2 separate regions of the Homo sapiens genome follow, and region 2 is linked to region 1. A link is a contact called in ENCODE Hi-C or POLR2A ChIA-PET data. All regions are on one chromosome and are shown on one strand. The core of a region is the stretch at or near the end of the contact, and the rest is flanking DNA. Distances in the headings are between cores, read along the strand shown. Region 1 has its middle 29 kb from the start of SDC1. Region 2 has its middle 17 kb from the start of HS1BP3-IT1.

Evidence for each region. A loop is a pair of places that touch in the nucleus more often than their neighbours do. ChIA-PET counts read pairs that join two places held with the same protein, here RNA polymerase II (POLR2A). Pooled maps may share reads with other maps.
Region 2: POLR2A ChIA-PET joins it to region 1 with 12 read pairs in activated T-cell. The contact joins two enhancer-like sites. A Hi-C loop is called at or near these places in 2 of 50 pooled maps. POLR2A ChIA-PET finds 5 or more read pairs at or near these places in 2 of 52 experiments (HepG2 and activated T-cell).

What each region holds. Positions count from the first base shown.
Region 1 is chr2:20,193,730-20,199,100 of GRCh38, reverse strand. No RefSeq gene overlaps it. Among named protein-coding and RNA genes, the nearest start is that of SDC1, 29 kb to the left of the region's middle. RefSeq lists an enhancer at 1,638-2,211. Within about 2 kb of position 2,385, at least 12 of the 41 ENCODE cell types and tissues checked have a DNase peak (open chromatin) inside an H3K27ac peak, as active enhancers do.
Region 2 is chr2:20,606,628-20,611,998 of GRCh38, reverse strand. It overlaps a transcript of HS1BP3 not described here and the pseudogene RPS25P3. Among named protein-coding and RNA genes, the nearest start is that of HS1BP3-IT1, 17 kb to the right of the region's middle. RefSeq lists an enhancer at 2,335-2,834. Within about 2 kb of position 2,503, at least 12 of the 41 ENCODE cell types and tissues checked have a DNase peak (open chromatin) inside an H3K27ac peak, as active enhancers do.

The sequences.
Region 1 (5,371 bases), core at 1,136-3,635:
TGGAAGGACAAATTCAAGTCAGTCTCTCACACGGGGAAGGGATGTCAGTAGAGGATGTGAAGTGCCGGCAGGTGCAGGAGGGAGGGGCTGGAATGCGGAGCGGCAGGGCTGCCCACAAGGGAGAGGGTGCCTCTGAGGGGCTGCAGGAAAGATGAAGGTGCAGAGGGCTGGGGGCCTGAGGCCTGGCCATGGAGCAGAGGTGAGGATTGATGACTTTGTAGGATGGGTGGGGAGGAGGGGCTGGTAAGAGGCAAAACTGGCTGCACCTGGGCGGCGTGCCCCTGCCTCACCTTGCTCTCCTACAGGGGAGCCTGGGGATGAGGCTGTGCTCTGAGTGGGCCATCTAGGGTGGAAGGGACAGTAGTCCCAGAGCTGGGCCTTGAGGTGGGCCATCTCAGGCTCCCTCCCAGGTAAGGCACTGCTGGTGCACGGGCCCCCCACAGCATCTGGGAGAAAGGGTTTTTTAAATGGGTCTGCAGGTACCGACTGTGCAGAGGAGCCCCGGGACCAGGACCACGCTCCCTCCGCTGAGGCGCCCTCTCCCTCACTCCAATTACCCTCTTCCCCTGCCCCTTCTCTCCAGCTTGGCAGAAGAGAAAGGAGGCTGGGCTGCCTCAGGAGGTGGTGAGCCCCTGGCACCTGGAGCTGAATGAGTGAGGAGCCTAGAGGGGCTTAGAAACTGCTTTGGGCCCACAGGCCCTAAAGCTGTTGGAGCTGGAGGCCCCCATTCTGCAGACTCTGCCTGGCCATGGGACCAGCCCTCCCCTGGCTTTCTCCCTTCCTCCCTCTCCCAACACCGCTGCGCCTCCCCAGTACATGAGCCGCGCCCACTCGTGGCGTGCACATGTGCAAGGATGGATTTGCCCCAGTGCAGGTCCTCAGCAGGTCCGCCCCACACCTGCTCTCCTTCAAGCCTGGGGGAGGCACTTGAGTCCTTTGTGTTCTCATAACTTCAGGTCATGCCTCTCGGGCACCTCCTGCCACATGACAGCAGGTATCTTTCTGGCTTCCTGCCACCCTGGGTGCTCCTGGAGGGCAGATGTTTCCTTGTGCAGCCTGGCAGGAGGCATGGCATTCAGGGGCTCACTGCGAGTAGGGGGGCTCTGCTTTTGGGGTGCTCATTGAGGCTGGCTGGTACTGCTACCCTGCTCTGAAAGTCAAGCAACATTTAGAAGATGTTTAACAGTGCAAGTCACCACCACACCCACCTCCCACCACCAGAAAGGCTGCTTTTAGGGATGGGCAACGTCGTGTTGTGGGGAGATGTCCCTAGGTTGTCGGAGGGAGTGAGAATTGATAGGAGCTCTTTGGAAACTCACTTGGAAATACTTACTAACACTAAACATATACCTACCCTATGATCCAAGCAGAATGAGAGCATATATCTGCTGAATGGTGTGTATAAGAATGCATGTAACAGCTTTATTCATCAGAGCTCAAACAGAAACTGCCCAAATGTCCTTCACCGTGAGAATAGATAAATGAATTGTGGTGTATTCACACAGTGAAATACTACTCAGCAACAAAAAAGGACAAGCTACGGACACGGGTACAACAGAGATGAACATCATGGGCATATATATTAAGCACAAGAAGCCAGACACAACAAAGCCTACATTGCATGATTCCATTTGTAGGCAGTTCAGGAACAGGCAAAACTAATTGATGATAATAGAAGCCAGTGCGTTCCTCGGGCTGAGGGTGTGGTATTGACTAGGCATGGACACAAAAAACCTTCTGGGGTGCGGAAATGTTCTCTGGCTTGATGTCGGTGGTGATTAGAAGGGTGAACATATATGTAAATAAATCATCAAGCTATACACTTAGACGAGTGCACTCTGCGTATGTTATTCCTCAATAAGAAAGTTAAAGGGAAGAAAAACGCTTATAAAAGGGCTTCTGAGATTCTAATTAGTTCCTTTAAATCTCACTGCAGCTTTTTCAGCAAAAATGAGGGAGGCCCACATGGTGTACGTTTTCTTCAGAATCCCAGAGGATTCTGATTTATGGGCAGAGAGGCCCAGGGCAAAAGCCTCTCACAGCTGTGTGCCGAGCAGAGCAAGCGAGTGGCGGCTTCCCTGAGCCTGATGGGGAAGGCGGAGCGGGCCCCCTCTTCAGACAGCGGGAGGGTGGGCACTGCCTGGAGGGCAGCCCTTGGGACCCCCTCCCCCAGCTGCAGCCAGGCCCTAGCTTCCTCTGGTTCCTGGAACCTGCCCTACCCAGCCGGTGTTTCCAGCACTTAAGGCTGGGATCTAAGCCGTTCTTCCACTCCAGGAAAATATTTGTTCAGGGACTTGGCACCCAAATAAGAGGAAATAAAAGCCACCTTGGAGTCAAGCGGGCGGCTCTGCTGCCGGCGGCTGTGTCTGCCCCTCCAGGTTGCCTCCGCAGGTGCCCAGGCCCGGCGTCTGGGGCCTGGCCAGGAACCTCACCCCACAGACAGGCCTGCTTAAGGATAAGCCTGGGGTGCCACTGTTTATTCATTCATTCAGTCAGTCATCTGTCAGTTCCGTCAACAAATGTTTATGAAACCTACTATGTGCCAGGCACAGTGCCAGGCCCTGGACATTGCCAGTGACCCAGGCCCCGTCCTTACCTTCAAGGCTGTTGCGAGGTAGTGAGGGAGGCTGGCAGCGTAGTAGGAGCATTGAGGGTATGGAGGTGAGGCCAGGGGGAGCCATCAGGCAGGCCCATACCACCAAGCACTTGGCAGGCACCTAGTATCAAGCCAAAGGAAACATAAGGTGAAATGAAGGGATGACCCAGAGGGGAAGGAGCATTCCAGGCAGATGGAACAGCATAGGCAAAGGCCCAGAGGTAAGACGGCACAGAGCTTTGTACTGTAGAGAGTTGATGGGGTTGGCTGGGGTTGGGGCCAGGAGTTCAGCACGAGGAAGTTGGAGGTGAAGCCGGAAGAACCTCCCTCCTGGGTGTAATGCTCAGGACTGTGGACTTTATCCCCAGAGCAGTGGAGGTTTTTATTTGTTTTGAAACATTTAAACACATTGATTTTGATTCTTTTTTAAATAGAAAAGTACAAAAAGAAAATTAAATTGACCTCAAATCTCACCACCTAGATATTTCCTTATGACCTTTAAAAAATTAAAATATGCATGTGCGCATGATTAGAAATCCAAGCAGAACAGAAAAGTCCAAAATGAAAAGTGAAATCCTCCTTCTCCTCACCTGTCTCTTGCCAAAGGCAATTTCATTTAATAGGTTTTTGGTTGCTGTTTCCAGAAATTTTTTCCGTGCACATACCTGTGAGGATAAGTCTACGCTTTTAAAAAGTTACACCAAAGGGGTGGGTCTATCCACGGGGACATACAGCTCCTTTTTCTGACCCAGTTTCATTTCGGTACGTGCAGACAGTTCTACCCCATTCATATAATGACTGCGGAGCATTCAGTTGTGCGGACGGACTGTAACTGACCCAATTCTTCCCTATTGGTGAGCACCTTATTTCCAGGCTTCTGCTGTTGTACACAGTGCAGGACTGAAGGTCTCGCGTGGGTATTTTAGGAAGCCATTATCAGTAAACACCTCAGAGGCTTTTCTAGCAGTGGACTCTGGATGGAAAGGAGTGTTCTTTGCAATTGCCCTCCAAAAACGTCACCCATTGGCCACACCTGTCCCTGTGTCCAAACTTCAGGTGGGAGTCTCAGAGACCACACCTTCAAATGGTTCCATTTTCTTCGTTCTGCTGGAGTGGGGGTTAGAGATGGTATCACATGGTTGTTTTGATTTTCTTTTATTTAATTTAATTGCAAATAAGGTTAGGAATCATTTCAGATGTTTTGTTTTGTTTTGTTTTGCTTTGAGACAGAGTCTTGCTCTGTTGCCCAGCCTGGAGGGCAGTGGCAAGATCTCAGCTCACTGCAACCTCCATCTCCTGGGTTCAAACAATACTCTTGCCTCAGCCTCCCAAGTAGCTGGGACCACAGGTGCACACCACGATGCCCAGCTAGTTTTTGTCGTTTTAGTAGAGATGGGGTTTCGCCATGTTGGCCTTGCTGGTCTCGAACTCCTGACCTCAGGTGATCCGCCTGCCTCGGCCTCCCAAAGTGTTGGGATGACAGGCGTGAGCCCCATTTCATATGTTTTTGCCATTTGTATTGCTTTCTGCTTAGAGGAATTGCATTGTCCTGTTTTCTGGCCCTTCTTCCTAAGGGGTTTTTGTTCTTTTTCTTGCTAATGGGTGTGGGTTCCTCATGTACTCATGACTTTGAGGGAGGAGCATGGCAGGCTTTGGTCTCCAAATGATCCTGCTGGCTGCTGTGGGAGGGGCTTGGGGGCCAGTCAGCTGGGAGGCCTGTGCAGGGTCCCTGTGAGAGGGGCCGTGGCCTGGAACAAGAGGTGGCCGCAGGAAGGGAGCCGTGACTGGATTCTGAAGATACTCAGGAAAGAGGACTGAGAGGAACAACCAGTGGGTTGATTTTATGCACAATAGTCCGGATAACTTTGGTTCAATGAAAAAAAATAAAGCAAAACATTGCCAATGGCCCTCCCGCGGCAGGGGCACATCAGCTAAGATTATCTTGACACAGGATTCTCGATAAGTCACACAGCAGACCAGAGTCCCCGCTGGACCATGGCCTGACAGCTTGCGCTGCTTCTCCTCTTCCCTGATGGAGAAGGGATGGGGTGATGAGGAGGCTGGTTCCCAGGTTCCCACTTCAAATATTATGGTCCCATAAGCCATGGAAACATCTCAGAAATTCCAGTATTTTACCACATAGTAACTGGCTGAGCCACGTGGGTCACTGTTAGGCAAGAAGCCATACAGATTCCCCGGGAAGGGAAACAGGGGCGTATAGGGCCTGAGTGCACAGGGTCAGGAGGTGTGAGGAGGGCCTTCTGGGTCCAGCTCGCTGCTCCGTGCAGAGCACATAGATTTACAGGGAGTGCTTCACAGATATCCACTAGGTGAAATACTTTTCTTTTCTTTTCTTTCTTTTTTTTTTTCGTGAGACACAGTTTTGCTCTCGTTGCCCAGGCTGGAGTGCAATGGCGCAATCTCGGCTCACTGCAACCTCCGCCTCCTGGGTTCCAGCAATTCTCCTGCCTCAGCCTCCCGAGTAGTAGCTGGGATTACAGGCATGCACCACCATGCCCAGCTAATTTTTTTGTATTTTTAGTAGAGATGGGGTTTTACCATGTTGGCTAGGCTGGTCTCAAACTCCTGATCTTAGGTGATGCGCCTGCCTCGGCCTCCCGAAGTGCTGGGATTACAGGTGTGAGCCACTGCGCCCGGTCTGAAATATTTTAATAATTCAAATTTATGTTACAGCCAAAATGAGTGGAAAAAAGGGGGCATGTAATGTTAAAAAGAAAATGTAATTTTTTCCTTTCTTAAAAAAAAAAAAACTAA
Region 2 (5,371 bases), core at 1,254-3,753, 410 kb before region 1:
CTATTGGGCTATGAGGAATCCTAGAGTTTGAGTACTCCCTCTCTTCATCTGAGAGTGAACACCAGACATCTTCGTGGAAAGGGGTGCTGATGGCTTGCTCTCCATGGAGGGTGGTTGTAGGTGCGGGAGGAGGCTGTGCCACCCTCTGCCATCTCTCAGCTTCTCTGAACCCCACGCTGCTGAGCAGGGTGATGGCCTGCTTCTGCTGCCTCACCGTGGGGTGGGGGGCATGGGAATGGGCACATACAAAACCACTGGAGACCCAGAAAGGGGCCCTGGGATTGAGGGACCCTGTGTCCAGGGGGCCCTGGTATGTGACTGGGGACTGGATCCAGGTGGGTCATGGAGGTCTACCAAAGGGAGGGTAGATGGAACGAACTGGAAATGAGCCATTCTGACAAGGAATAATGTCAACAGGACTGCGGCAGCGGGGAGTACATTCCAGCTCACCCCACACTCAGAGCAACAACAGCTCTCCCAGCACCATGGAGACAGGAAGTAAACACATCGGTTTCCCTCTCCTGGTCCCTGAACTTTGCGCACGATGTGGTCAAGTGGAGAGAGGTTTCTGGCAGTCCCAGCGGCCCATGGTCAGGCTGGCCTGTATCCCTTTCTCTTTACCCCTTGGGATTTCCCAGCTTCCTTATCAACCCTCAATCACTTTGGGAGGGAGTGAGCCAGCGTTCCCCCTTCCTTCGAAAAGAAGCCACACACACAAAGACTTAGACACGAATGTTCACAGCAACATTATTCATAAGGGTTCCTCCCCCAAAGGAAACAACCCAAATATCCATCAAACAAACGGTCAATGAACAAGCAAACAGTGGCACATGGATGCAGCGGAATGCTGTGCAGCGTCAAAAAGGAAAAACCCTCTAACAGACATACCACAATGGATATCACAAACATGCTAAGTGAAAGAAGCCAGACCCCAAAACTATATCTTGTATGATCCCACATATATGAAACCCTAGAAAAGGCAAAATTGTAGTGACAGAAAGCAGACCCATGGTTGCCAGGGGCTGGGGATGGGCAGGACAGGAGTGGTTGGCTGCAAGGGGCCATGAGGCAGCTTTTGGGAGTGATGGAAGTGTGCTACGCTGTGAGCATGACTATAAACGTTCACCAAAACTCATCAAACTGTGCACTTAAAATGGGAACATTTGATTATACGCGAATTATATCTCAATATACCTGTGGAAACCACAGTACAAAACTGAACATACTCTTACCATACTCTCCAGCATTTGTGCTCCTTGGTATTTACCCAAAGGAGTTAAAACTTATGTCCTCACAAAAATCTGTACATGGATGCTTATAGCAGCTTGATTCACAATTACCAAGACTTGGGAGCAACCAAGATGTCCTTTGGTAGGTGAATGAGTAAACAGACTGCAGTATATCCAGGTGATGATTCCACTGAGCATTTAATTCAGTGCTAAAAAGAAATGTGCTATCGAGCCATGAAAAGATATGGAGGAAACTTAAATGCCTATTACTAAGTGAAAGAAGGCAATCTGAAAAGGATATATATGTTGTATGATTCCAGCTATCTGACCTGGAAAAAGCAAAACCACAGAGACCATAAAAAGATCAGTGGTTTCTGGGGTTCAAGGGGAAGAGAGGGATGAATAGGAGGAGCACAGAGGATTTTTAGGGCAAAAACTTATCTGTATGATACTCTCATGGTGGATCCGTGGCATTATTCATTAGTTTAAACCTACAGAATGCACCGCACCAAGAGTGAACCCTAATGTATGCTATGGCTCTGGGTGATAAGGAGGCGTCCATGTGTCCATGTAGGTTCACTGGTAAATGTCCCACTCTGGTGCAGGCTGTTGCTGGTGGGCGAGGCTGTGCATGTGTGGGGGCAGGAGGCATGTGGGGACTTTGTACTCTCTGTTCAATTGTGCTGTGAACCTAAAACTGCTCTTTAAAAAAAATCTACTTAAAAATAAAAAAGGAACCACAGGGAGGAAGCTCATGAAGTAGAAGATGCCTGCTGCCCCAAGATACCTGGTATCCCCAGACCATGCCCCACCTTTGGTGATAGCCCCCACAGTCCCCAGGGTACCTGGGCTCCAAGTGAGGCTTAGCAAACGTTTCACTGATGGTGGGAGGGGTTTCCAGTCCAGTAAATGGGAAAAACTGAGTCAAGGGGCTGGGGGCACCCTCTGAGGGAAAGGACACCTCCAGAGTCCTCTGGAGCAATGAGGGGTCAGAATCCTCAATTGGCCTGGAAGTCCTGGCACCAACTGGCCTTTGTTCCTTGACAGCATCTCTCTCCTCCTCTGTACGATTTCCAGCTTTTCTTTTTCTTCCTCTAGTTACCCTGTGTTGTCCTGGACAGGTGAATGGGGAGAATTAACTGCATGGTGGCTCAGGGCCTACTGGCACAGTATGGGATGACACACAGCTGAGCAAATCCACAGAGCGGCTCAGCCCAGCCTTCCCTCCTCTCCCCCACTCCTGGAATGAAGCCAAGAGGAGCCTCAGTATTCGGAAAACTGTTCAATGTGCTCCCTAGAGAAGGCTCCAAGAGCTGAGCTACAACAGGCCTCACGAGAACAGGCCTTTTCCTGGAGGAGAGCTCAGAGGTCCCCCCGGGCCCCTGGAACGGCTTTGAAGTGGCAATCTTACTGAAGGTCTCCACCAGGACCCCTTTGGCTTGGGGAGTGCATGGTCCTTTGCTGGGATGCAGGAAGGCTGCTGTGGGTTCTCATGTGGCAGAGAGCGAGGACTAGAGCCCTGAGAACCTGACTTCTCACAGGCACTATTAGAGCAGCAGGCCAGGATCCTGATGCAGCGCCTGGCGGCCTCTGCCCCCAAGGACGGTGCTCATCCTGCAGCTACCCATGGGTGGAGAGCCACAGAGCAGGGGCCCTTGAACACCTGTGTTTCTTGGATGGGCATCAGTTCTCTCTGGGCTCCTGCCAATCAGGCCAACAAGGTTTTGGGGTTTGTTTTCCCTGTAGCCAGGCGGGCTCAGACATAGCTCTTCTCAGCAAGCCTGACCTCTTAGGCTTTTCAGGACCTCAGCATTTATGAAGTGTGCCTCAGGCCTCTTCATGCTCAGAGCTGTGGGAGAGGGCCAGGGAGGAGAGATGCATGACTAGTTGGAGCCACAGGAGTGAGGCATAGGAACTCCGCAAAAAACTCTTGGTTTGAAAGATAGAGCACTGAATCAGAAAGTGGAGGGCAGAGGTGGGGACTAGAGGATGTGAGTGTGGCAAAGGCTGGAGAACTGGTTTCCTTGGGGCAGCAGAGTGAGCAAGGGTGACAGCCGGACACCCTGGAGAAAGTAGAGGATGAGCCAATGAGAGTCAAGAAAACACTTGGTGAAAGACAGAAATCTTTGCCCGAAGATCAGGAACAAGACAGGATGCCCGTTTCTGCTACTTCTTTTTTTTTTTTTTTTTTTTTTGAGACGGAGTTTCGCTCTTGTTGCCCGGGCTGGGGTGCAATGGTGCAATCATGGCTCACTGCAAACTCCACCTCCCGGGTTCAAGAGATTCTCCTGCTTCAGTCTCCCAAGTAGCTGGGATTACAGGCATGCACCACCACAGCCAGCTAATTTTGTATTTTTAGTAGAGACGGGGTTTCACCATGTTGGTCAGGCTGGTCTCGAACTCCCAACCTCAGGTGATCCTCCCGCATCGGCCTCCCAAAGTGCTGGGATTACAGGCATGAGCCACCACACCCGGCCTGTTTCTGCTACTTCTATGCAATATTGTACTGGAAGTTCTAGCCAGAGAAACTAGGCAAGAAAAAAAAAAGACATCTAGATAGTAAAATAAGCAGGAGAACCACATTTATTTGCAGATGACATGATCTTACATGTAGCTGATACTAAAGAATCTACAAAAAAACTATTATAGCTAATATATGAATTTGACAAAGTTGAAGGATACAATATTAACACAAAATTAGTTATATTTCTATACACACTACAAAAGGAAAATCAAGAAAACGATTCAATTTACAATAGCACCAAACACAATAAAATAACTAGAAATGAATTTAACAAAGGGAGGGGAAGACTTGAACATTGAAAACTATGTAACACCGCTGAAAGAAATTAAATAAAATTTAAGAAAATAAAAAGACATTCCATGTTCATTGATTAGAAGACTTGATATTGTTAAAATGACAGTAATCTCCAAATAGATCTACAGATTTAATGCCATGCTTATCAAAATCCCAATGTGATGTTTTTACAGAAATGGAAAAGCTAATCCTAAAATTTGTATGGAATTACAAGGGACCCTGAATAGCTAAAGCAATCTTCAAAAAGAAGAGCAAAGTTGGAGGACTTATACTTCCCAATTTCAAAAGTCACTACAAAGTTACAGTAATCAAAACAGTGTGGCACTGGCACAGGATAGACATATAGATCAACTGGATGGAATTAAGAGTCCAGATATAAACTCATACACGTGTGGCACTTGATTTATGACAAGGGTGCCAAGACCATTCCATGCAGAATAGCCTCCCAAGAAATTGTATTGGAGGGGACATCCACGTGTAAAAGAATGAAGTCAGAGGCCAGGTGTGGTGGCTCATGCCTGTAATCCCAGCACATTGGGAGGCTGAGGTGGGCAGATCACTTGAGGTCAGGAGTTTGAGACCAGCCTGGCCAACATGGTGAAACCCTGTCTCTTCTAAAAATACAAAAATTAGCTGGGCATAGTCATGGGTGTCTGTAACTCCAGCTACTCAGGAGGCCAAGGCAGGAGAATTGCTTGAACCTGGGAGGTGGAGGTTGCAGTGAGCTGAGACCACACCACTGCACTCCAGCCTGGGCGATGGAGCAAGACTCTGTCTCAAAAAAAAAAAAGAATGAAGTTGCACCCTACCTCATACCATATGCAAAAATTAACTCAACATAAATCAAAGACCTAAATATAAGAGCTATTACTATAAAACTCTTAATAAAAATATAGGGTAAGTCTTCATGACCTGAGATTTGGCCATGGATTATTAGATATGACACCAAGAGCACAAGCGGCCAAAAAAAAATAAAAAGATAAATTGATGAATTTATCGAAACTAAAAACTTTTGTGCTTCCAAGGACAACATCAAGAGAGTGAAAGACAACACAAAGAATAGGACAAAATGTTTGCAAACCATATATCGTTTAAGGATCTAGTGTCTAGAATATATAAAGAACTCCTACAACTCAACAACAAATAACCCAATTTAAAAATTGGCATAGGATTTACATAGGCATTTATTCAAAGAAAATATACAAAGGACAACAAACACATGAAAATATGTTCAGTGTCTTTTTGTCTGACATCTTAGCGAGGCTGTAGCGTTCACCGCTGCTCTCTGAGCTTTGCAATGCCACCCAAGGACAAGAAGAAGAAG